Linked DNA regions of Mus musculus: region 1 is linked to region 2. Evidence: chromatin loops called from intact Hi-C (ENCODE). Cell type or tissue: gastrocnemius. All regions are shown on one strand. Each heading gives the region's core, and the rest is flanking DNA. Links, peaks and the distances in the headings are about the cores only.

Region 1 (12,506 bases), core at 1,962-9,961, 190 kb after region 2:
GAGTAGCAGCTCAGAAAGGCTTTCTGGCTCCAGCTATGAGAACCGAGGAGCTGCAGAGGTGTGTGTTGACTCCTGCTGTGTCATGTGTTAGCACCACGCCTAACCTTCATGACCAATCCCTACCTCACGGGGCCGGTAAGGGGTTAAATAACATAACCCAGCTGCACTCCGTAACCTTCTAATAATAATATTTTATGTAGTACAAAAGCAAAAATACTGTATCTTAACCTCACTGATATTAACAGTAATTTGAATGATAGTTGTAGCATACTCCTGCAATGTGGAACTAGGTCGGTGGAGGCAGGACGATCAAGAGTTCAAGGCCATCCTCAACAACTTGAAATACACAGGTCTCAAAAGCAGAAAACAAAAATTATATAGATATACATTCATATCTCTCTGTATATAAAATACATAATTCATGTAATATCAATTTAGGAATTAAGTTATACGAACCCAACTTTAAGAGCTGGCCTGAGACGGAGCTTGGTGACAGAGAAGATGCCTAGCATGTGGGAGGCCCTGGATTCCATACTGAGCATAAAAACAAATAAAAACAAAAAAAGTAGGTGCTTTAAAGATCCAAGGACAAAGCTGAAGGAGAGCAGAAAGCCTGCGGCAATTTTAGAAGTTTGTAATGGAAGAGCTTGGTTTGCAGCTCAGAGAATCTGAGCATGGGAATCCAGGCAGGAAGCAGGGTGGGTGGTTTGAATGGAAATGGCCCCATAGGCTCATAGAGAGTGGCACTATTAGGAGGTGTGGCTTTGTTGGACAAAGTGTGTCACTAGGGGGCAGGATTTGAAGTCTCAGAAGCTTGAGACAGGCCTAGTGGCCTAGTCTCTTCCTGCTGCCAGCAAATGAAGACATAGGACTCTCAGCTACCTCTCCAGCACTATGTCTGACTACAGGCTGCCATACTTCCCACTATGATGATAATGGACCAAACCTCTGACCTGTAAGCCAGCTCCAAGTAAATGTTTTCTTTTAAAAGAGCTGCCCAGGTCATGGTGACTCTTTGCAGCCCTAGGTAAGACACAGGTCATGGGAAGGCTGGGTAGGGAAGAGTGAGAAAGATGTACAGGAACTTTGAGAAACAAAGGAGCATACTGGGAAAAGAGGGAATACACAAGGAAGCAACAAAGACAGAAGGAATGCTGGGAACTCCACAAGGGAGTGCCATCCAGTGTGTCCTCCTTCCACAGTAGCACACACGAGTGCTCTGCAGAAACCGTGCTGTCTACTCCTCCCTCTCCATCAGCATCTCCACGGTACAGCTAGAATCTGAGCAACTCTACCATCCTGCTGATGATTCACTGCCTCAATGGTCGAACGCTAAAATACCTCTGAACAGCTCGCATGCATTCATTTCCATTACTAGCTGTGCATGGCAGCTCAGATATCCTGAGCTCAGCACGAGGCCAGTTTACCCAATCGCACCTCCCTCGCCCACCTAGCATGAACCTTCCCTGGCAGGGCTGTGCTTGGCAATGGCCTCACCACCGTGGGCTTAGCAAACACATCGTCCTTCACCCTCTCGCTCTATTTCCAACCTGATGACACTGGGCTGGGTTAGAATGAAATTCATTTAAAATTAATAACAAGTGGAAACCTAGAGTTGACTTACTCTCAGCACACGCACACAACATAGGTCAAATTATTTGCTCTAATCAAAGATGACTTCTATATCAATAGATATCAAAAAGTACCAATAAATGGTTCTCTGAATAGATTTTAAAACAAAAACAAAAACAAAATCAACCAGTGTCAGCCATGACAGCTCGGGAAGCTCAGGCAAGAAGACTGTGAGTTCAAGGACAGGCCGGGCTGGATGGCAAAGGTCTTTTGCTTTTAAATTCATTTACAGATATTTAAATCAGAAGCTCTGGGCTGGGAGCAGAGTTCCCTGGGGTGGCTCTCCAGTGCTGTCAATCTCTTGACCCTCCCACTAGAACGTCTGCTTCCTCAAAGTCCCATTGGTTCGCAGAGGTTGGGTAAATGGGCTCACCTGGAGTCTGAGCTATGGTTCCTTGGAGGGCCCTGTGGGAAAATGTAGAATAACCTACTAATTTTGCCAGAAGGTCTCTGCTGCTTAGCAATTCCTCTAAACATTTCAACTGATCGGCATTGGGATAAAGGAAAATTTTATAAGCAGCCTCCCGAACCTGTAGTTAAAAGGGGGAAAGAAGAGAAAGTCAAAGGTCTAAACGTCATGGTCTAAAAGCACACGCAGCAACCCCCAGGGCCAGTGCTCCTCACGCTGCCCACAGCTGGCCATGGCTTCCAAAGCGAAACAACAGGCCACATCAGGTCTACAGTGCTTCTATAGGACACAACGGCACATGCTGAGAAGACAATTTGCCAGTGCTCTGTCTCTGTGCCAGAAAGCACCTACTCCTGGCGACACAATGACTTAAGAATTAAAAGTGACTACACTTGCTACTGACTGTACTCCAAAAATTAATTCCACATGAATTTTAACTATTTTCCACATTCAAAGCATTTGTGGAATTAACTATGTCAGAAATTAAAAATTCAGATCTTAGTAACGCAACAAGGTCTTTAAGGCCACACTATCACGTGCCGTGATAGTGCATTATATCTATGATAGCATAGTAAGACATATCCGTCAGTATTCAGATGGGAGCAGAGCAAAGCAACGGAAGACTCCTACCAAGTCATCGGAGGCTTCTGCATGCAGGCCGTCAATGATTAAGTGGCTTCCGTCACGGGCAAAGTGGTGCTGAATGTGCTCTGGTAAGAGACTCTTCCGGATCTTGTTGGGAAAGTTGGTTCTCATGAGGAAAGCATTGCTCAAGTCCAAGATCTTAACATTGAGGTCCACTGCTCTTCTGCGCTGCACGTGGGAGAGAAGGTATTTAAAGCAATGTAAACTAGCAGTTCACAGACAGACAATCCACAGCCGTAGGAAAACAACACCTGAACCGTTGATACAGAACACTTGCGTGTAATCCTCTGTCCCCAAAAACCTTCATTAAGTTAAGTCAACACGTCGGCTGGTTACACCTGTTCCGTGGCACTTTAAAAAATTAAGTATTTGAAGGGGAGATTAGAAAGATGTTGAATTTAAAAGACTAGGCTAACAGACAGAGGGGGAAGGGAAATGAGAAACACAGATCTGCACAGAACAATGTGAGCATCCAACGGGTTCAGCTCAGAGGCTCTGGTTCACCTGCAACAAAGCCCTTAAAGGCAGAATCAAGCAGGACAGGGAGCACGGGGCACAGGGCATGCACTCACTATGACAGGAGAACCACTGGCTTAAAAATGGACAAGGAGGGGGTAGGCAGAGGCCTGAGGGGCAGAGCTGCACTGTCTACTCAGGTGTGTGGTACACAGAACCAGTTCCTCAGTCAAGTGTGATGAGGCTTGTACTGGCACAGTCATGTAAGTTTTTTAGCTTGCAGTCACACTCCAGAACACAATCTCTGGGGAGAAGTAGTTCCTGAAGTCCATGGTCAAAGGAGCTACCTCAAAAATAAAATAAAATAAAATAAAATAAAGACAGTCCATGCAACCCAGGCTGGCTACGTAGCTGAGGATGACTTTAGACTTCTGGTCTACCTGCCTCTACCTCTCCCTGACCACGGCGCCATTGAACCATCATCCCTATTTATGCAGTGCTGAGGCTTGAACCCAGGGCCCCATGCATGCCAGGCAAGCACTCTGCCCACTGGGCCTTAATCCCAGCATACACCACAAATATTTTAGGACAAAATATAAACTGTATCCATGTAATCTCTGAGGCCAATCAGAAAGTGCCCAGGTACGATCTTTCGGTTATCTATCAGGAAGAAACAAGCCAGGCTTCATACAGGGCTTATGATGGGCTTCAGGTGAGTCATGTGACCCGCCTTTAAAAAATTATTAAGCACTGAAGCCTAAGAAGAAGGAAGACCAAAATGTGATCAGTGCTTTTTAGAAGGGTGAACAAAGTACTCACAGGAAGAAATATGGAGACAAAGTGTGGAGCAGAGACTGAAGGAAAGGCCATCCAGAGACTGCCCAACTTGGGGATCCATCCCATATACAGTCACCAAACCCAGAAGCTATTGTGGATGCTGGGGAGGGCTTGCTGATAAAAACCTGATATAGCTGATTCCTGAGAGGCTCTGCCAGAGCCTGACAAATACAGAGGAGGAAGCTCACAGCCAACCACTGGACTGAGCTCTGGGGTACCTGATGGAGGAGACAGAGAAGGGACTGAAGGAGCTGAGGGGGGTTGCAACCCCATGGAGGAAGCAGCAGTGTCAACAGGCCAGACTGGACTGGACCACCAAACAAAGTGTATTACTTAGAGTGACCGATGGCACTGGCCACATATGTGGCAGAAGATGGCCTTGCTGGACATCAGTGGGAGAAGAGGCCCTCAGGCCTGAGGGTGTTCAATGCCCCAGTGTAGGGGACTGCCAGGGCAGGAGGATGGAAGTGGGAAGGTGGGGGAGCACCCTCACAGAGGCAGGGGGAGGGGGTATGGGATAGGGGAGTTCTGAAGGGGAGACCTAGAAAAGGGAAAACATTTGAAATGTAAATAAAGAAAATATCCAAGAAAAAAATTATTAAGCAACACTTTTTTTTTCAGACAAATATATAAGATGTAAATGTGTACTTAACGAGAAGCTGAGAAGGACTGGGGTGGTGTAGCTCAGCTGAGTACTTGGCTACCATGCACAAAACCCTGAACTTGGCCTTCGGCACTGTACAAACTGGATGTGTGCAATCCAGCACTTAGGCAATGGAAGCAGGCTTGACCTCAGCAATGTAAAGAGTCCATGCCATCCTGGGCTACATGAGACCCTGTCTCAAAAAGTAAAATGTGCTAAAATAAACCAGGTATGGTGATACACACATATAAGCCCAGCACTGGGGAATGCGGAGGGAGGTATTTCAACGTTCAAAGTCAGCCTGGAAGTTAAACGCCTGCCTGGGTATATAGCAAGACTTCAGTATCGAAAAAAGTCAATGTAGAGTAATGACCTAAAGCTTTCAGTATGGAAAAACTCCTTTCCCCGGGGCCTTCAGTGTCTTCTTAATCCAGACTTCTCTCGCAGTCATGTATTGCCACCTAGTGGTTATCAGTGGAATAACAAAAATGATGAATGGCATCTAAAAATTATAGTTCTAAAATTCTTCCTGAAGCTTTTTTTATAAAAAAAAAAAAAAAAAAGTAAAACACAGCATAATAAAATTAATCATTCCTAAAATTTTATCAAGTGTTAAAACCTCTGGAAAAATAAAATCTAGTTCATTTTCTGACTGTAGCTATCTTCTGGACATATCATTCCATTATTCCAGAACAATCCAATGTGCACGGCTTAGAACACTAAACACCCTGTGAAACTATTAGAAACACTTCTTAAAATAAACAGTTAATTTTAAACTCCTAAGTTATAATCACAAGACCTTAAACTGAAAACTAGCGAGCACAGAGCACAGAGGCCCATGCCTGCAGCTACAGTTACTCAGGGAAGAGGAAGGCAGACGGGCTTGAACGCAGGAGCTCAAAGGCAGCCTGAGGACACAGCAGCACCTCATCTCAAAATTAACCAAAGCAAACCTGAAAGAACGTAAGCCTTTGCGGTGTGCAAATGACGTTATGTTGGTGGGGTGCCTTAGAACCTCCCTTCTAAAGCAGGTGATGTCAGCCTGGGCCCGGGGGCACCCATAAGAGCAGACGCAGGGGCTGCAGAGAAAACGGCTGACTTATCTCCTGCATCTTTAATGCTGATGGCCTCTGAGAGTCACTTGGTGGGAAAGATAGGGTACGCTATGAGTACATGTGTGCTGGATGAGAACGGCGGTCGGTGCTGGTGAAAACTGAACATAAACATTGGCCAGCACAGTTTCAAACACGGCTTTAATTAACATTCTGTACAATGCGAGAGCTATGCACAGCAATGTCACCTCAAAGGTTAACAAAGCAGGATTGGGGTGGCAAGGACTGTGTTCAGTTGGTTGAGTGCTAGCCTGGCATGCAGGAAGCCCTGGGTCTGATCCCAGCACCTCTTAAAGCAGACGTAATGGAGAAGGTCTGCGTCACTAGCACTTGGGAGGTGGAAGCAGATATTCTTGGCTTCACAGAAAGCTCAATGCTACCCTGTGATACATGAGTCCCCATTGCTCACAAACAGAAGACATCAAACCCAGTTAATGGGGACTAGCATTACAATGTATCATCTTACAATCATGAGGTATTTTACTGAATCCAAAACTGGTATACATCAAAAAACATGATCTGCTGGTGATACTGCTCAGTGCAGAGGACTTTCTTAGCATGCATGGGTCCCTAAATTCAACCCCCGGCACTAAAGGCAACATGTGATCTCCATGTGCTGAAATCCCAAGCGTTTGAGAGGCTGAAGTAGAGCAAACCTGAGTCTGAGGCCAGCACAAGCTCCACACTGAGACCTTCTATCAAGAATAAAAAGCCAGGTGTGGTGGCTCAAGCATGCAACCCTAGCATCTGAGAGTTCTAGATCAGCTTGGGCTACAGAGCAAGATCATGTCCCAAAGAGCAAAACCAAAACCTAACAAGTCCGGAGCTTACAGATTGCTTCTCATTCTTCTGGGGTCACCAGTTTCTCATCACGAAACAGATTCTTAAAGGCACTGTGTGGGTGATGGGAGAAGCATTTCTTACTCTGACAAATGCTTGGAGGTGTTCCCTGTCATCACGGAGAATAGAGGCATCTCAGACAGCCAGGCCATCTAGTCCATGGGAGATGACCTTCAGTGAAAGAGCACTGCAGTTACTCCACACTTTCTGTGGTGACTCAAAGAGAAGCAGTATACGTCATCGAGGAAAGGGGCTGCAGAGGAAAAGGTGTAAGCCTCAGGCAACTGAGTAGGGAAAGACCCTGCCTAAGGCGCCCGACCGACTGAAAGACATCCCCAGACGTGGAGGCAAACCAAAAGTTAACCTGCTGCGTCCTGACTGATGGGCCCTCAGGTGAATGCATGAACTCACTGTGTTTCATTAGCCAGGAGCAGCGGCTCCCACAAGTGATCCCAGCACTCAGGCGGCAGAGGCAGGAGGATCACCACAAGTTCAAGGTCAGCCTGGGCTACAAAGTGAATACACTGTTGCAATAAACAAAACAACAATAAAAATTAAAAGAGAGACAGACAGAAAGATAGACCTCCTATTTATCAGACAAGGCGTACAAATGTTCTGTGGTATGGACTGGTGCCAAGACACCCCTCCCTACCTTGGACAGCAGAATAGTCCTTCTGCATTTGCACGAAACCTATCCACCTCCTCCTATCAACTCCAGAACATCTGTCAATCACTTGGGAAGTATAATACAATGTAAAGGCCAGGTGAGAGCACGAAAGCTATTAGCAAAGTCTGCTCTGAGCTCAGTGCAAACACATCGTTTTCTGAATGTTTTTCATCTGCCCTTGGTTGATCCAGATAGAGAAGTCTCAGGCACGGAGGTCCCAAGACATTCTGAGAAACTAACTTTTGTTCCTAGATAAATGTCTTTGGATTCCCTGGGATGGAAAGAGCTATAAAATCATAATAATAATCGGACCGTGGGCAAGCAGAGGAGGCCATGGGGAGCCACTCTGGGTGGCATCCAGCCACTCCTCTAGCCCAGCACTGAGCTGCTGCCCACACAAGGGACTGGTTGGCAGCGCATCATATTCTTAGGACACCTGCAGCCAGTGTGAGAACTCCCTGCGCTGAAGCTGAGAGCCTCTAGCAAGTTACTTTGTTTCTACCCTCCATCCAGAGAGAACACTGCACAGGTCACACCATAGCAAATGTGTGGAGCCATCAGGCACACCAAGTGTGAAGTCCACCTACTCTCCATCTCAGCCTCACTCCATGGCACCGTCACCACTCTAGCTGAGCTGTCACTTCATTTTGGAGTGATGGCCAGCTTCCAGAGAGCACTATGTTTAGACACCACCTACAGAAGAATTTTATGACAAGTGAAAAAAGGTCCTAAGAGTTTGCTAATACACCGTCAAGTGATACAAGAGGGCTCTAGCAAATAAATGTTAGTAAAAACACTAAAACAGCTGGAAGCCTGGTGTGGTGGCATGCCTGTAATACTAGAAGGGGGTGAAGGCAAGAAGGTCAGGAGTTCAAGGCCAGCCTCTGCTACAAACAAGTTCCAGGCCAATTTGGTTAACATGTAACCTTGTCTTTGCTCAGCTGGTGGAATGCTTCCCCTGATGGGTTCAATTCCCTGCACTGAGCCTGGTCCAAGATCAGAAAGACAAGTTCATCTTCAATCCACACCAAGATCAAAGCTAAGCTGGGCTACAGGAGGCCCTATCTATCTCTAAATAAATAGGTAGATAGATGAGTAGACAGACAGACAGACAGATAGATAAATGTGCCCCCTTTGCTGTCACACACCTTTAACCCCAGCACTCAGGAAGCAGCATGAGTTTGAGGCCAGCCTAGTCTACATAGCATGTTCCAGGCCTGCTGGGGCTATATAGACCCGATCTGAAGAACGAAAAGACTTGGGTGGAGAGATGGTTAAAAGGTCGAGAGCATGAGTTACTCTTGCAGAGGTGTAGGAATTGGTTCCCAGCACACATGTGCTGGTTAAAACCATCCGTAACTGCAGACCCAGGGGCTCTTACCCTCTTCCTACCCCCAAGGCCATGCATGAGGTATACATACATACATTCAGGCCATCTCATACACAAGAGAAATAAATTTAAGAGCATATTTTAAAAAGAAAAAAAAAGATTTATTACCTTTTCTTCATCTAGATGGATTCCACTGATTTCAAAATCAAACATAAATAGTTCGGCCACTCGCCTAAAATAAAGTAAGCACAAGTTACAGGAGTTCATTAAAATTACAACAAAAATCAGTCTCTATGTTCAATCAGGATTTCCAAAACTTACTGTTAAAGAGAACTACTTCAATACAGCCACAGTTTCTTTGTTTGAAACAAGAAGTTTAATATCTCAGAAGTAGGTATGGCGCCCGGCTGGGAGTCCCACTGGCCTGTCATGTCAGGTCAGCTCTTATACCCGGTGAAGCTAGGAACCTAACATCTAGTTATCTCAACTGCATCCAAAGCCAGTAACTACCGCCAGGATGGGTCCGCACTTGGACAGCCTCTCCAGGACCTGTGTGGAGCTTGCAGTGTTTCTTTCGGCTGGTGCAGCGGGCCAGCTTCTCCCTGATGCCAGGAGTAGCATCCTGACTGTAGAGAGCGTGCTCTTTCTTTTCATTCTGTCTTCAGGCTTGAAGTCAGTTAACAACCTTCCTGCCAGTGATATTTTTTAATTGCTTTTGTTTCTAGTGGTAGATTAATGAAGTATTTGATGTATTCTTCTGGATTTGACTTTTCAAAAATGGATATATTTGTCTTCCTGATTACTGTATCATATAATTTTACTTATTAATGCATTGCTGGTTTTGCTTTATGAGATAGGATCTTGCTATACAGCACAAGCTTGCTTCAAACTTGTGATCCTCCTGCCTCAGCCTTTGGAGTGCTGAGATTATAGAGGCGTATACCAGACCATACCTGGCTCAAATACATCTTTTTTTTTTTAAGATGTATTTATTATTATACATAAGTACACTGTAGCTGACTTCAGACGCACCAGAAGAGAACATCAGATATCATTATGGGTGTTTGTAAGCCACAATGTGGTGGCTTGGATTTGAACTCAGGATCTTTAGAGGAGCAGTCAGTGCTCTTAACCACTGAGCCATCTCACCAGCCCCCTCAAATACATCTTGAATGAACAGAATTAACATTATTCTAAACTTCTTCACATGTGGTCTCCCCATAGTACTAGGATCACACCCAGTGTCCTACATATACTAGGCAGGTTCTATGGCAGTGAGCTGTTCTCAGACCAAGGTCTTCTAAAATTCTAAAACTTCAAGGATCTTGCCAGGCATCTGAGATGTCTGTAGTTCCAGCCCTCTGAAAGGGGAGAGACAGGAGGATTGCAAGTTTGAGCAATGCTAGACAAATAGGGAGTTCTAGAACTTGTCTCAAAATAACTAATAGGTCCCATTAACAATGCAGTTGTTGCATGCTTTCTTAAACAATGCAGAACACTTCACAGGGCCCCTAACTTGCTAACTTGTCTCATTTCCCACCTCACACCATTTTTCTTTCCAAAGCACTGTAAAAACACAGTACTTTTTAAAAATATTTTTTCTTTTATGACTTGCTTTCAATTTTATGTGAACTGGTGTTTTGCCTGCATTATGTCTATGTGAAGGTGTAAGATTCTCTGGACCTGGACAGTTGAAAGCTGCTATATGGGTGCTGGGAACTGAACTTAGGACCTCTGGAAAAGCAGCCAGTGCTCTTAATAGCTGAGCCATCTTCCAGCCTCCAGTAATCTCTTCTTAAGCAAAAATATTTCATAGTATCACTTTGCTATAAAAATGTATGTGCCAGGTTGTGGTAGTACACACCTTTAATTCTAGCACTTGGGAGGCAGAGATAGGTGGATCTCTGTGAGTTCAAGGCCAACCTAGTCTACAGATTAAGTTCCAGGACAGTCAAGGCTACACAGAGAATCCTGTCTTGAAAAAAAACCCAACCATACAAAATTTTTTCTCAAAATATTATACCACAAATATTGAATATCTTCCTATATTTAAATATTCTTTTTTCCCCCCAGAGCTGAGGACCAAACCCAGGACCTTGTGCTTCTACCACTGAGCTAAATCCCCAACCCCATTTAAATATTCTTTTAAAAATAAAACTTTTAAATCAATATATACTCTGCTAATTCCATCCTGAAAATATAAAACTTTTCATGTTTGTGCTACGTTCTGTTTATATACACTAAATATTTTCTATTTTCTCCATTCCTATAACTGTTGTAATCCTAGAAGCCTATGTGTAGAGGCAGATGCCGGCAGTTCAAGACCAGCATGGGTATGTGAGACCCTGTTTTTTTTTGTTTTTTTTTTTAATAAAAACAACCAAACATCAAAAAACAAAAATGTTTATGCATTTCTGTACCATTGTTCATTTTAAGATAAATTCCAAGAAGTTAAACTGATCAGAAAGTATTCTTATACTAATATGCATTCTTCAATGGCCCTCCCTAAGGCTGTTCACAGTTAGAGGCTCCATTACGCCACATCACTAAGTCAGCTACTCTTACACTGCTTCATCTGTGTTGACTGTGGGGGGCTCTCTGCCTTATTCCACTTTTTAATGGTAACCCATCTAATCTGGGGTACAGTACCGAACAAAACACATTACATGAATTATCTCATGTAAACGTCATGTTGTAACCCTTTATCCTTATCCCTGTTTACAAAGGGAACTAGGATTCAGCAAATTGTGGTGCTGACAGCCAGCCCTAGAGTCTAATTCTAGAGCCACGCCTTACTACCGCGAGACCAAGACATCTATCTGTTCCTATTCCTGATCTTTCCAAATGAACTTTTATAAAAAAAATAAAAATAAGAAATCTCTCCTTATTTTTGTGTATACTCTTTATACTCCAAGCAATGCATAAGGTCTCTTAACATGATAAATACACTAACCCTTTGTCAGGTAACCAATGTGTGTCATTTGTATATTCTGACTTTTAACATTGAAGAGTTTGGCCATAAAAAGTCTGTAACTTTTATGTAACCAAGTCGATTTTTCCGGTTGGTACCAAGGAAGACCTTCCACATTCCAAGAGGTCTATGCTTTTATTACTCATTTCAAAGTATCGATCGATGACTGACTGATCAGACTAGAGACTGGATTTAGAGTTGCACACACTAAACAATGCCTCCGCTACTGAACTATATCCCCGGCCCCGGGATTGCTGCTGCTGCTGCCACTGCTGTTTTACTTTTTACTTTCTGGCAGGCTCTTATAAGTTGTCAAGGTTGACCTTGAACTTGCTCTGTATCTAAGCCAACTCTTGAACTTGGATCCTCCTGCCTTAGCCTCCTGAGTATGAGATTATAATACTAAAATACTGTGTGTAGCTCTGAAAAAATATTCAGTCCTTCATTATTTCATTGAATATCCCAACTTAAGTATAAAGTACTTCCAAATACTGGATTTTTATATAAATGTTTGAAAAATCTGGCTCAAGACCTTTTGTTACTTTACCAGATTTTTTCCCAATCTATTCTGGAGTCTTCTTTACAACTTCAAAATCTTTGCATACAAAAGAAAGCCCATCTTTAGACACAGACTGGATAGCCATAAACTTACAGGCTAGGAGAAAACACCTCTGGATTTTCTTGTCTCCTATCTAAGAGGACAACATATACCTCCACTTCGGTTACTCTCACACTTCCTAGAGGTCTTATGTGCACACTCAGGTTCCACACACTATGCCCTCCGGTTTATCCAAAGGGACGTTATCACTTGTTCATGTAACCGGATTCTTTTCTGTTTTATACTGTTTAGAAAATGTGTTTGTCAAGATGTGTACAAACATGCAACATAAAAAGGCTAAAATAAAAAGGACGTTGTTTTATAGAAGCCACTAAGTTTTCCAGAAGAGAAGAAATATTATAATAG
Region 2 (12,506 bases), core at 2,245-10,244:
TCAGCAACACTGTGCTCAGCAAAGCTTGTGAATAATAAGTAGGAAAAGCCATATCTGAAGCGGGCAAAGGGACAGACAGGCAAAGGGACAGATAGGCAAAGGGACAGACAGGCACAGCACAATCACCTACCCTATTGGGAGCCCCCACAGCTCTCTTTTAAAAACCCATACAAATAGCAAATCAACTGGGAAGAACCTTGAATTGCTATGGTTAGCTAGATGGATTTTAGAAAGCCCAGGTACTAGAAATGTATCTTTTAGGGGACTACCATTGTTTCCCTCTATTTTTCCCTCTTAAGCAAACATAAATGTGCAATAAGTTCAAATGTCCTTTTAAAGTTAGTTTTGAAATGACTTTAATTCATGATATAAGGAGGCCTTTTAAGTTCTTCCAAGTGATTTGAAAAAAATCCCACTGTTTAACAGTGTGGCTCACAACGCATCAATATGAGCCCCGAGCCACGCACAACTGCCAACACTGCAGGCCAGCACACCTCCTGCTTTCCTTTCTCCCACACGCAGAGATTTATCTCATGGGTATGACTTTAGAGTCACGTGGCCTGTTGTACAGAGCCCTCGAGAACAAAGCAAACATCTAGGTTAAACACAGTCATACTGTGGTGAAAGCCTCTTTGAGTCACTTCTAAACCGCGTATTCCAGCCACAGCAGCGTTCCAAATCGAATAAGCAGTATTCAAGAAAAATCCCACAAAATTCCACATTTTTTCATCAGATCCAAGGCAGGGTTTAGCTCTAAATGTCTCGGGTGTTTTCTTCTCTCTCTCCTTACTGTCCCAAGTGGGTGCACATTTGAGACAGTCAGAACAAAGCCTGCAGTTGGGAATTTTACCTAAAGTGCCTTTCTTTTGTCTACTGTCACTGTCACTGTCAGCAGTATGTTCCAAGATCAGCCAATCACTACCACCCAATAACCGCTATTGGTGACTTGGCAGGGGGCCATGGGTAGATAGAAGCCTCACTTTCACTTTGTTATGGGTGACCTCAGCATGCATCTGGTGGGGACTGGTCATGGGAAAGGCAAAAGACTAGCTGAACTGAAGGCTCCTCAGCTATCAAAGAGTAGACTGCCCTTTTGTACTGTCCTTCGCTGGGCACCTGCGACAGAGATAGGTATATGCAAGCACTGTCCCAGGAGAAGCCAACTCTTGAATTACCGTATCCCTAATTGCATGGTCACGGCAGGAGAGGTAATGGGACAGAAAACAGGTGAAATTTTAGCCTGAGCAAGGCAGACCAGCACAGGGGTGGAGGTCCTGAGTTGTATCTGGGGCTTACAGTGACATATTGGGCACTCATTCGCTTAGTTATATCCCAAACCTATCACCACCTGGATATTATTATTATTATTCCTGTTGGCTGGGGAATAAAACAGAGTCAAAGAGAAGATGGAAGTTATGTCAGTGTTTTATATTTGGGAACCACCACTCATAATTTACTTCCATTGCACTTAATAACTAATTTTGCTATGGAGTCATGTCTCAGTCCTTAAGACCACTGGAAATATGTGTTTCCTGGTGCAACCCATGGGTTGGGAACTGTTGTTCTAGGCACACTTGTGAGCGATTATTTCCCTTAGGTTAGACTCTGGACGTGCCCGTGGGGAATGTTCTTGATGTAGTTAACTGAAGTGGGAATACAGAGTGAGCACCATCGTTCACCCGCCCATGTGCCTAGCGTGACCTCTGCTGTCTCAGGCTCCTGCCACCCTATGTCTGCCACCATCTTTAAGATGCTTTTTAGCAGGGAGGGTGTTTTATCACAGCAACAGAGAAGTAACTATGGCAACAGGGGACCAGAGGTTCTTTCTTGTGTTTAAATCACTTTGCGGCGGCAGGGCCATAAGCTTACCCTGTAAAGAAAGAAGTTTTCTATTTAGACAATGTCTATTTATGAATTTATGTCACAGTGCTGGCTCCAAGCCTCGTGATGCTAGGCAGTGCTGCCCACCAAGCTGTTCTTTCAGGCCACCTCTTATTCTGGCTGCAGTCTCACTATGATGTCCAAGCTAGTGATTCTCTGTCTCAGCCTCCTGAGTAGCTGGGCACATGTAAGCTGTGGAGAGATTTGTTCTCTGATGTCCCGAATCTCCTCCATCTCCCATTGGGCATTTCCTAACGTACAAAGCTATTCCCAGGCCACACTAATTTTACTAGCGTTCTTGGAACCCCTGCCTGCACTGACCACCACACTGGTTGGATCGTGCCTGATTCCCTATAAGGCAGCAGCTCTCCAAAGCACTTGGAAAGGGAGCTGGGGTGGCTCAGCAGGTAGAGCACCAGCTATGCAAGCATGAGGACCCGAGTTCAAATCCACAGCACCTACATAAATTCTGGGCATGGTGCTATAAGTGTAGCCACAACACAGCTCTGTGTTGGGGGCCAGGGTTTGGGGCACACACCACCTAGTATAGCAATCCATGGGCTCCAACTCCAATTTCAGTGAGAGACCTTGTCTCAAAGAATATGATAGAAAGTGACCGAGGAAAGGCACAGACCTCTGATCTTGAACACACACAGATATATGCAGGTGTGACTGAATATACATATCTGATTCAAAAAAGGAGGGGTGGGGCACAGTGCAGATGTAGGAGAGATGCCCACAGTGCAAGGCACTCCACACTATAGCAGTGTGTGGATGCAGGGAGGATGCCTGTCTATACTGCAAGTTCCTCCACACTTGCCCTGTGTACCTGGCATATGTATGGGGCTTTTGGTGTTGATTCTGATGTAGTCTTTTGATGAGTTTGCTAGAGGCCAGAGTTTCCAGGACACTTACTGGAACCCCTGTGTCATGATCCACAAAGCCAGTATGCACTAATGACAGGCTCAGCTTACTGGGAGTTGTGAAGTTGTCTCTGGTCTCCAGACCGAGACTCGCTGGTGTCTAGCCAGGTCCCTGCTAGAAAGGAGGCTGCTTATGAGCCTCGTGTGGAGGACGGTGGAGAATGGCTGTATGTGTAAACAAATACTTTCAGCATCCCACAGAGGAAGCTGCTCCCAGAGATGTCTGAAATTAGCTCTCTCCTGCTAACAAGAACCTGCACGATAGGAGGAGAACATCAAAAGAACAGAGCAGAGGCAGCCTAGCCCCTGAAAGTCAGCCTCCTGCCCTGATCTAAGCAGAGACTCCACTTCTGCCTCTTCACTGGGCAGTTTAAGGTGCCACAGTCTGTGAGCTTCTTCTTGCCTGACTTCCTGTCCCTATTAATGTGATTCCACTATTTTATTGAAAAATAAATCAAAATAGTTCTCATCTCAAAGGCTGCTTAACAAACATAACCTGCCCGGTCCCCACTAGTAGAACCTTTGTGCAGAGGACACTTTTCAAAGGCCTCCCTTGATATCTGCTTTTCTTTTCCATGCTAAAGATGGCACCCAGGACCTTGCCCATGGCAGGTAAGTGCCATACTGCTGAGCTATGTCCCCAACTTTGAGACATGGTCTCCCAATATAGCTCAAATTGGCCTTGAACTTGACAGTCTGCTGACTGAGGCTCTACACCACTGAGATTCCAGCCCCGTGGCTATCACCCCTGGCTGCAAACTTCTCCTCCTCCTTCTCTTTCTTCATTTTTTGGGACAGAGTTTCTCTGTGTAGTCCTGGCTGTCCTGGAACTCACTCTGTAGATCAGGCTGGCCTCGAACTCAAAAATTCAGCTGCCTCTGCCTCCCAAGTGCTGGCATGCGCCACCACTGCCTGGCTGTAAACTTATCTTTTGCTGGAAGAATCGCCAAACTGTGAGAGAGAAAGCTCCGGAGGCAAGAGAGCTGGAGAACCAGATGCAACCAGAAGGCAGGGCAGGCCATCACAGAGCGAGCCCTCATCAAGTGGGGATCTTGGCCCCAGAGCAGCCACAGGGACCCAGCGCTCAGTCTCACTTGGTGACCTTTAGTGCAATGCAAACAGGTCTGGTCATCCTGATGACTGGCTGACCCCACATTTTGTCTAATGTGGTTGAGTATGGTAATTAGAGTTCTTGTTTTTCCGGAAGCTCCAAAGGGTGGGGAGGCTATCAAATGACGTCTGAGGGAGCCTTCTTCTTCCTTCTGTTTTATTTTGTTCTTAGTGAGAATCTCACTCTGGCCTAGACCGTTCAGGACGGCATGCCAGTTCTTCTGCAGCCTCCCCAGGCCGGAACAATAAATGTCAGTCATTATGCCTTCCTTTTTCTGGTGGGTTTTTGGTTTTTTTGTTTTGTTTTGTTTTGTTTTGTTTTGTTTTGTTTTGTTTTTTATCTTGGTCATACTTGGGGACCTAGGTAATTGACACCCCTCACAATATAGCATTTCAAGGGAAGCCAGGGACTGTTGCATTCAGTCCACATGTCCTGGCCTCTCTAGAGAACTCCACGCAGTTTCTCTGTGTGCTTGTCCAGTTGTCTCAGACTCGTGCCCCCAAACGGTTCTTTGGCTGTGGTTTCATCAGCTGTAGGATTCAGAAACTCTTCTAAGGGTATTCTAAACGCATGTGTTCTGTAGCCATTCTTTTCTCCCAATAGAAATTTCTCAATACAAGCCATCAACGTCTTCTGTGGAAAGAAGAGCAGAAATGTAGGCGTTTTGACTAGATCGTACCATCCCCTGAGCCTGGAGCTGCTCTTGTGGGTTTTTGACTGTCTGCTTTTGGTGAAAAGGACCATCCTTCTGAAAAAACAGAGGATCAGTTCCTACCCAGTCCCCAGCACACCCTCCTTCCCACACCCTCCTTCTCAGCTTCATTCCCCGCTCTTTCCTAGACCTTTAAACCTATGAGCTGGCTTAAATATTTACTCATGGAAAAATGAGCTGTATCCGATCAAAGGATAGCACTACATTGAATGGATTTTAGATTAAGTACAGCTTATTTTAAAAATAATAAATGAGACCTATCAGGCCCCATCGATAAGCTGTGGAGTTTTTTTTTTTTTTTTTACAAGTGGATCTGTGATTGGTGAGTGCCCAGGAAACACTGGGAAGAAATGAGTGGCAGGGGAAGCCATTGCTGGAGAATTCAGTGCAGTCACAGATTCACCGGGCCATCTAGTTGGGACTTAAAGTCAGTCAACCTTTCATCCAGAGTGTTTATTCTCAGGGTGTGGTTGTTATATGCTGGAGACCATTCGCATCCTAGTTGGGACCAGGTTAGGTGGCCGTTAAACTTGGTGTCCAACTATTTATAAGTCGGCTCCCTGAGGAGGGGGCTTAGCCTAAGAAATTTTGTTTTCATTCTTGAATGAAGAAAATACCAGGACAGTGTAGCATAGCAAGTCCCTCTTGAATTCAAGGGGCCAGATCCTTACTGGTATTTCTCAGCCTGCTCTTCAGCTCCTACTCATGCGGAAGAAGAAAGGGCTTTCAGTGGGGATCTACCTGACAGCATAGAGCTGCCAAGCTCCAAACTGCGTCTCAAGTGAACTCCCAGATGCCAAGACTAAAATTATAAAGCACGGTGTGACTGCCTAGCGCGCGTGAGGACCAAGTTCTATTCCCAACAGTGTAAAAAATAAATGCACAGTCATGCCTTGGTGTCCTCTGGGGAACTGATTCTAGGGTGAGACTCGCAGCCTTAGAGGCCAGTGACCTTGGATGCCCAAGTCTCTTGTACCAAACAGTTCAGTATTCATATTAAGACATCTGCCATGGAATTTAATTCAACTCCAGGTTTGAATCAACCTGCATGGCTGAACTGTGCTATTTTGGGAATGATGACAAGGGAAGAGGCCTGTACATGTTCAGTACAGATGCAGGAGCACTTTAGATTCTGTAATTAACACAGCAAGAGAACAGTCAACAGTGGAATTGAGTCACTGCCGAAAAAAATAGTAGGCCAAAATACCCCACAGGCCAAAAAGTACCGGTATTAGAGCGCTAGAGCGGCTGGCCCCAGCCTGGCAGCATCTGCCTGAGAGTGCAGCACTCAGGAAACCCTGAGCACAGGCCCAGCCCCTCCCCCTCAAAAGCAGAAGCTGGAAGTTGAATTTCAAGTTGAAATTAATTCAGCTTATGTCTCCCGCTGAGTCTTTAAAAGGTTGTCCCAACGGCTCTGTTTACCTTGATCATCTCAGAGAAAGTAACTTAGGAGTTCCCAAGACAGGCTTTAACCATACTGTGATTCACTTAGCCACTCTCTTAAATAAATATTCAAAAAACATCTCTCCTTGGTACTCAATTGTAATTTTTAAAGGATGTAAATTTGTATCTGTTAGCTGTAGATTTTCAATTTTACTGAAACGTAATTTCTCATGAGAGGATTGCCAATCTAAGTAGCATTACTCAGTGGCTTTGGCAGCTATGCATACCAAGCTACAGCCACTTCCCAAGTCAGGTACAGAGCCCTTTCTGTCACATCATCCCAAAGGGGACTGAGCCTGCGGAGCTCCGTTTGTGAGCAGCCTCCACATCATTAACTTTCTTTGTTTGCTATTTAAAGTTTGCATGTGCATTTATCCCCCATGTCCCAGTCAGGTCTCATTTTCATCCAGACGTCTGAAAGATGTTGGCATGAATTTTTGTTCAGATGACTGTAATCTCCTGAGGTAGAAAGATAGCTCAGTTGCTAAGGCACTTGCCTGGCGGACTGGAGGGCCTAAGTTCAACCCTAGAACCTTCGTGTAAATGGCCCAGTATGGCTGAATGTTCTTGGAATCCTGGTGTTGGGAGGAAGACAGGCAGGCCTTGTCTCAAAATAAACAAAAAACCGGTGGGCAGCATCTGAGGATTGGCAGGTATCTCTAAACACCCCCACAAAATGAATAGTCCGGGATCAGCTTGCCAGTGACGCGAGACAGGACTCTGGCTCTCCTTAAGGTCAACTGCTCTTTAAAATGTGTAGGGGCTGCTGCTTAACCCAGGCTGCATATTAAGAAACCCCTTCAGAATGCCAGGATGGAAGTGGTTTATCAAGACAGTAAAGTGTGGAAGAAGGCCCAAATGAGGAGTCCTGAGAACAGAGACCCAGCTGCGACACATGGAACCCACTCAGGAGAGGCTGGGTCTCAGTTCGAGGGGTGAGAAGATTAGGAGCTTGGTCAGAGCAGTGAGGAGCCTCCTGTGAGCAGGCAATGTTAGCTACTGCAAAGGCGGCTGTTGAGATTTGACATTGGGAACAAGGGAGGAAGCAGGGACCTAGAATCCTAATTAAGCAGAAAATGCCCCAGCTGGTGCAGTAAACGCATTTGAGGAACAGGCTTTCTGCTCATTTCTCAAGAACTGGTGACTAATTTAATTAATGCAATTTAATTAATTTAACTTAAATAAGTGCCGTTTGGCTGATTTAATTACTAGTTTTACTCTAAGAACATAATAATCTTAGTTATATAGCCAGCCCTCCTTATCTGTGGATTTCACATTTGTAGATTCAACCAATCAGGGCGTCAAAAACCCTCTGAAGCTGTGTTTCTGTACAGACATCACCTTCTGCTCATATCACTGTACAGCTCTCCACCGGCCTTCACGCCGTATTGGGCATTACAAGTCATGTAGAAGATGCTTTACGGTCCAGGTGTGGGTCTATGGAATGTTACCTGTTTTGTTAGAAGAGACTTGACCATCATGGATTTTGGAATTCAGAAGACAATACATGTCCTGAAGCAGATCCCCAAGGACACTAAGGGCTAGCTACCCCCCAGCACCCCGCCCCCCCCCCATAATCAATGGGAGTGACAAACAACAACATTTGATTGATATACTTTTTTTCTAAATTAGGTGTTTTGTTTCCTGTGTGTGGGCTTGAATGAGAAATATCTCCCTAGTCTCAGGCATTTCAACAAAACATGGGTTGAATTTTCAAATTCATTTCATGTCCCAAGACTCTCAGGAAGTCAGGTGACAGGTCACTGAAACAGTCATATTACGTCCACAGTCAAGAGCAGAGAGCAATGGGTGACTGCCTGTCTATGCGCAGCACACTGGCTCCGTGTCCATCCAGGGGCCAACCCATGAAATAACACAGCCCACGTTCAAGCAGAGTCTTCCCACCTCTATTAATTAACCCAGTTAAGAAAAACCCTCCCAAGACTGCCACAGGGCAGCCGAACCTAGACAGTCCTCAATCTGACTCCCTTCTCGGGTGATTCTAGATGTCGTCAGGTTGACAATTAAAGTTGACCATCCTACTCAGGAGAAACCACACACTGGAAAGAGGCTACGGGGGTTCACATCATACTGTGTGATGACATCATCATGTTTGCTGTGGTTTAGGCTCTAGGGATAAAGGTATCCGATGCCTAACAATACACCCTGGGAAGTCCTTTGTCATCTCTCCTGCAGGCTGTCTTTCCACATCATTTGTTCATCCTAGGACGGATGCAGAGCAGTCCCTGCTGGATGTCTTTCTCAGATGACCACATTCCATGCTCATTGTGAAGAAGTCTTGATTTTGGGTCCTGGCCATAGCACCTAATAGACAATTATTTTATTTTATTAATTTTTTTTTTGTTCCTCTGTTTTTTCATGTACCAGATGGAGATGTTAGAAAACAGGTGATGACAAAACATGGGTTTAATTTTCAAGTTTCTTTCATGGTCTAAGACTCAAGAAAAGTGCCCTCTTTCCAACCTATAGCAAACCCCTCTGCTTTCACCTATGTCCTGCTGGTTTTAAAATGTAGATGAGTTAGGCGTAGCTCTGACAGAACGGGGAGGCGGTGGGAGACACTGGTTATATAAGTCTGGATTTTTCTTTTTCTTTAGGCCAAGTCAGGAGTTTTAAACTATGCACAAACACTTATTCTCAGGGTGGTAATAAAGAATTTAAGTGTCCAGTCGTGCAGTTTACTTCTTTCTTATTGCCCACCTCACTCATTTGAGAGCCCAGGAAGATTGTGCTGGCTTCCTTGTCTCTACGTCTGTTCCCATATGGCATTTTCCCTGGCTGGGTCCTGCTTTCCAAGGGTGCTGGTGGTGTGTGGCACTCCAGGGGTTAAGGAGAGCTCAAACACTTAGAGTTGGGAGGGCAGGGCCTAGCCCGGGGTTTCCCTTGTTTCAGTCCCCAGATGGCAGTCCAGCTTCTGTCCCTTTGAGGTCCTATTTGAGCTTCCTGTCCCTCGCCACAGATGTTCAAAGCCATCATAATGTGTTTCTCTTTTATGGTGTCTTTTCTGTTTCTTGGTGCAGAGTTTAAAGACCTCATTGTTTCTCCAGGCAAATAAACACGGGGGACTTTTAGGTGGGTGGGGTAATAAAAAGAACAAAACACCCTTGAAAGCAGGAAAAATTCTTTTAGCTTTATTGTGTTTGCAAAGAAATGCTGCAGATGATTAGCTGCTGTTTGGTGCCTTATGCTTTTTTTTCAGTGTTAATTATAGTATTTATGCTAATTAAAGTGCCAACCGGCTTCCAGCAAGTGCTAAAGAGGAATTTAAAAGAAAGAGCTATCCTTAGGAACAGACTTCCCCTGAAGGAACAGGACAGTCTCCTCAGACCTCCTCAGTGGCTGCAGTCTTCACTTAGAGCCTGAAAACCTCCCTGCCCTGCCAGCGACTCTCCTGCAGTAGTTAGCTCTCCCTGACTGCCTTTCATTCTTTCCTTTCTCCTCAAAGACATGTATGATAATATTTGATCTGTTTTAGCTTGATGGGAAATATATCCGGAGGCCAAATGATCTATAAGCAAATAGAAATGAGGAAAGAAAGTGGAGTCTGTAGTTTCCCAAGCTTCAGTCTTCTGGGAGCACCACCCCCTGCCTTGAGTCTCCTGTGGCTATGCGTCTTTGCCTCATGTATACACTTCAGGGTCTCATCTCGATCTCTTGCGACCTGCCAAGCGGTCTGAACACTGCCAGCTGAATACATTTCACATCACCTCAGTCCCTGTCAATAATACTAACCTTTGGCCATATGCCTGCTCTGCCCTTCCCTGGCAACTGGTTTCCTCTAGCTTTCTCTTGTTATCTGTGCATATGGACTGTAAGATGCACACACGCAGAAGAGTAGAGAACATGGCTCTATCTTGTCCATCTAAAACTTTCTTTTGTTCACTCGAGGAAAAGCAAGAGCCCTAAGCTCTTAGCAGTGCCCCTTAGCAGTGCGCTTAGAGTCTGTCTGTTTCCTAGGTAGAAACCTCCAACATTTTCTGCTAATAAATCCATAGTCAAGTTTGAAGGAAACTTGGAACTCTTTACTACTAACTTCTGACAGTAGAGCCAGTGGTGATTTGTAACCTGATAGCCTGGACCCGTGCTTTTGAGTGGCCCGTCACTGTTCTCATGGGGAAGGACACTCATGCCACAGTTCCTTCTCCTCTGCCCCCCTGAAGACCTACCTTGGCCACCATTGTGAGGAGCAGACCATAAGATTATGGACCTCAGAGGCCATAGTTTCTATTTCCCAGGTGGCTTCTGAGCCGGGTAAAGTTCAATATGAACCAAACGGGTTCATGTAGTTGCCTTAGCCTAGAAAGCAGTGGCCTGGACACTGGGTCAAGTCACGCAGGAGTTTGTGACCACGCACTTGAGGGAAGAGAGGGTTAAGCTGGGACCAAGGCAAGGAGCAGGAGAGAATGAAGGAGACTCCTTCAGATTTAGTCATTTGATTTAAGGAGTATGCTTTAAAAACAATCTTTTTTTTCCCCTAGCAATTGAAATGTAAACTACTTACTATTACAGTCGTAATAAACAATAAGACTGTCTTCATTTTTTATTATTTTTGGCTTAGAAAAAAGGATAAAGTGGCCTTGGCCTGCCAGCTGACTTTATGGTGTAGGTGGTGTTTACACTAGCAGAATCCACTCCTGTGCTGGTGAGGAGCCGTCAGGGTGCTGCTGTCTCAGAGAGGAGATTGGCTGCCCGGAGACTGTTAAAGCCTGCCATGAGGGGCCAGGGGAAAGGGTTGCATGGTAAACTATGTTCTTGGTTGGATAGAGAACCACACCCATGCCTGTACTCACCAAGTATAGACTGATCTTTGAAAATCAGGTGGTTTTTTTGTTTGGTTGGTTTTTGTTTGTTTGGTTTTTCAAAACAGGGTTTCTCTGTGTAGCCCTGGCTGTCCTGGAACTCACTCTGTAGATCAGGCTGGCCTCGAACTCAGAAATCCGCCTGCCTCTGCCTCCCAAGTGCTGGGGCTAAAGGCGTGCGCCACCACACCGGGCTTGAAAATCAGTTTTAATAACCCGAAAGATTAATAATATAAGTCAGAAAGCACAGCTGCCCATGCTGGAGATAACTAGAAACATCTGCATTTCTACTTAGCCACACACCCCTAGATTTCTGACAAATACATTGTTGCACACAGTTGGCTGTGGATCTGCTTGCCCTATTTAGGTGGAAACAGTGAGCCAGGATCAGTCCCTCAGTATTAGCAGTCTGGAGCACACCACATCAGAAGCTCATGGGCTGGGCTTGCAGGACCCCCCCAACAACACGAGGCCATGAGAACTGGAGCCTTATAGGTCCCAGCTTTAAAAGCCAGATAACTTAAATTCTGGGTGCTCAGGTGAGAGTGACTCTGGGCTGGAAATCCCAGAGGCTTACAGCTTTGTGCCCTGCGACCACAAGTTTACTGTTCCAAGCTTCCAAAACCAGGTCAGAGGCTTATTGCCCTGGGCTTGTAGTGTCAGTACCAAGTTAATGCTATAGGCCCCCAAGCTTCTCTCCAACTCTTCCTGTGAAGCCGGGGGCTCTCATCATCTGGTCTTCACAGCCGGTTGCCTCCCACAGCCTCAGCTCTCCAGTTTTCTTCTTCAGACTTCTCTCTGGAGCTACTTCAGTGCTGAGGGACACTCATTACCAGTGTTGTCTTTGCTGGGATTGAATCCCAGAGTTGGCTCTTCTTGAAATTAGCTCTTTCACTCAAACAGCTATAAACAAACATAAGCAAATGAAAGACTGCATTTCAATTAGAATTGTATTGAGGTCAAGGTCACAACACCAGGTGTGGTGTTTTAAATAAGAATGCCACCCTCATAGGCTCATATATTTGAATGCTTAGTCACCAGGGAGGGGAACTGTTTGATAGGATTAGAAGGGTTAGGAGGTGTGGCCTTGTTAGAGTGGGTGTGACATGATTGGAGGACAAATGTCACTGAGGGTGGGCTTTGAGGTTTCCCCAGCCAGGTTTGTCTCTCTGTCTCCCTCCCTGCTGCCTGCAGATCAGGATATAAACTTCTCAGCTACTTCTCCAGCACCATACCTGCCTGCTGCCACCCTCCCTCCCCACCAGGATGATCACGGACTAAGCTCCAAATCTGTAAGCAATATCCCCCATTTAAACACTTCCTTTTGTAAGAGTTGCCTTGGTCATGGTGCCTCTTCACAACAAAGAACAGTGACTAAGGCACCAGGGTATAGTTATTCACAGAAGAGAAGCTTCCAGACTGAGAATCAATGTACAGGCTGAAGGCACAACATACTGGTGCATACCTTTCTAATTCCACCAATCTTAGGCCTTGGATGTACCTCAAGTAAACTTTTGGCTGAGCCATTAGGGAAGTTCTCTGTCTTGGACCCAAGATTAGCTAAAAGATGAATGGGGTCTTTGAGTCTCTCTGGAGCCATCATGGCTTCCTGAGCA

The links. A loop is a pair of places that touch in the nucleus more often than their neighbours do. Peaks named below come from ENCODE experiments on the same cell type or tissue, not always from the same donor. Only the 100,000 strongest peaks of a DNase experiment are listed, where the experiment ranks them.
Region 1: a loop joins it to region 2, with 3 times the contacts of the local background. A loop is called at or near these places in 3 of 42 quality-filtered maps.

What each region holds. Positions count from the first base shown.
Region 1 is chr14:60,792,469-60,804,974 of GRCm38, reverse strand. Mipep (mitochondrial intermediate peptidase) reads right to left here. Exons shown (of 19, transcript NM_027436.3): 5 at 8,740-8,803; 6 at 2,672-2,854; 7 at 2,006-2,162. Among named protein-coding and RNA genes, the nearest start is that of Mipep, 14 kb to the right of the region's middle. In gastrocnemius, for the core only: a CTCF peak has its summit at 5,091 (motif pointing left); a DNase peak (open chromatin) is centred at 4,768; H3K27ac peaks cover 379 bases.
Region 2 is chr14:60,981,760-60,994,265 of GRCm38, reverse strand. The region is part of intron 5 of Tnfrsf19 (tumor necrosis factor receptor superfamily, member 19); the gene reads left to right. Among named protein-coding and RNA genes, the nearest start is that of Gm41167, 50 kb to the left of the region's middle. In gastrocnemius, for the core only: no CTCF peak of the experiment used is centred there; a DNase peak (open chromatin) is centred at 5,904; H3K27ac peaks cover 746 bases.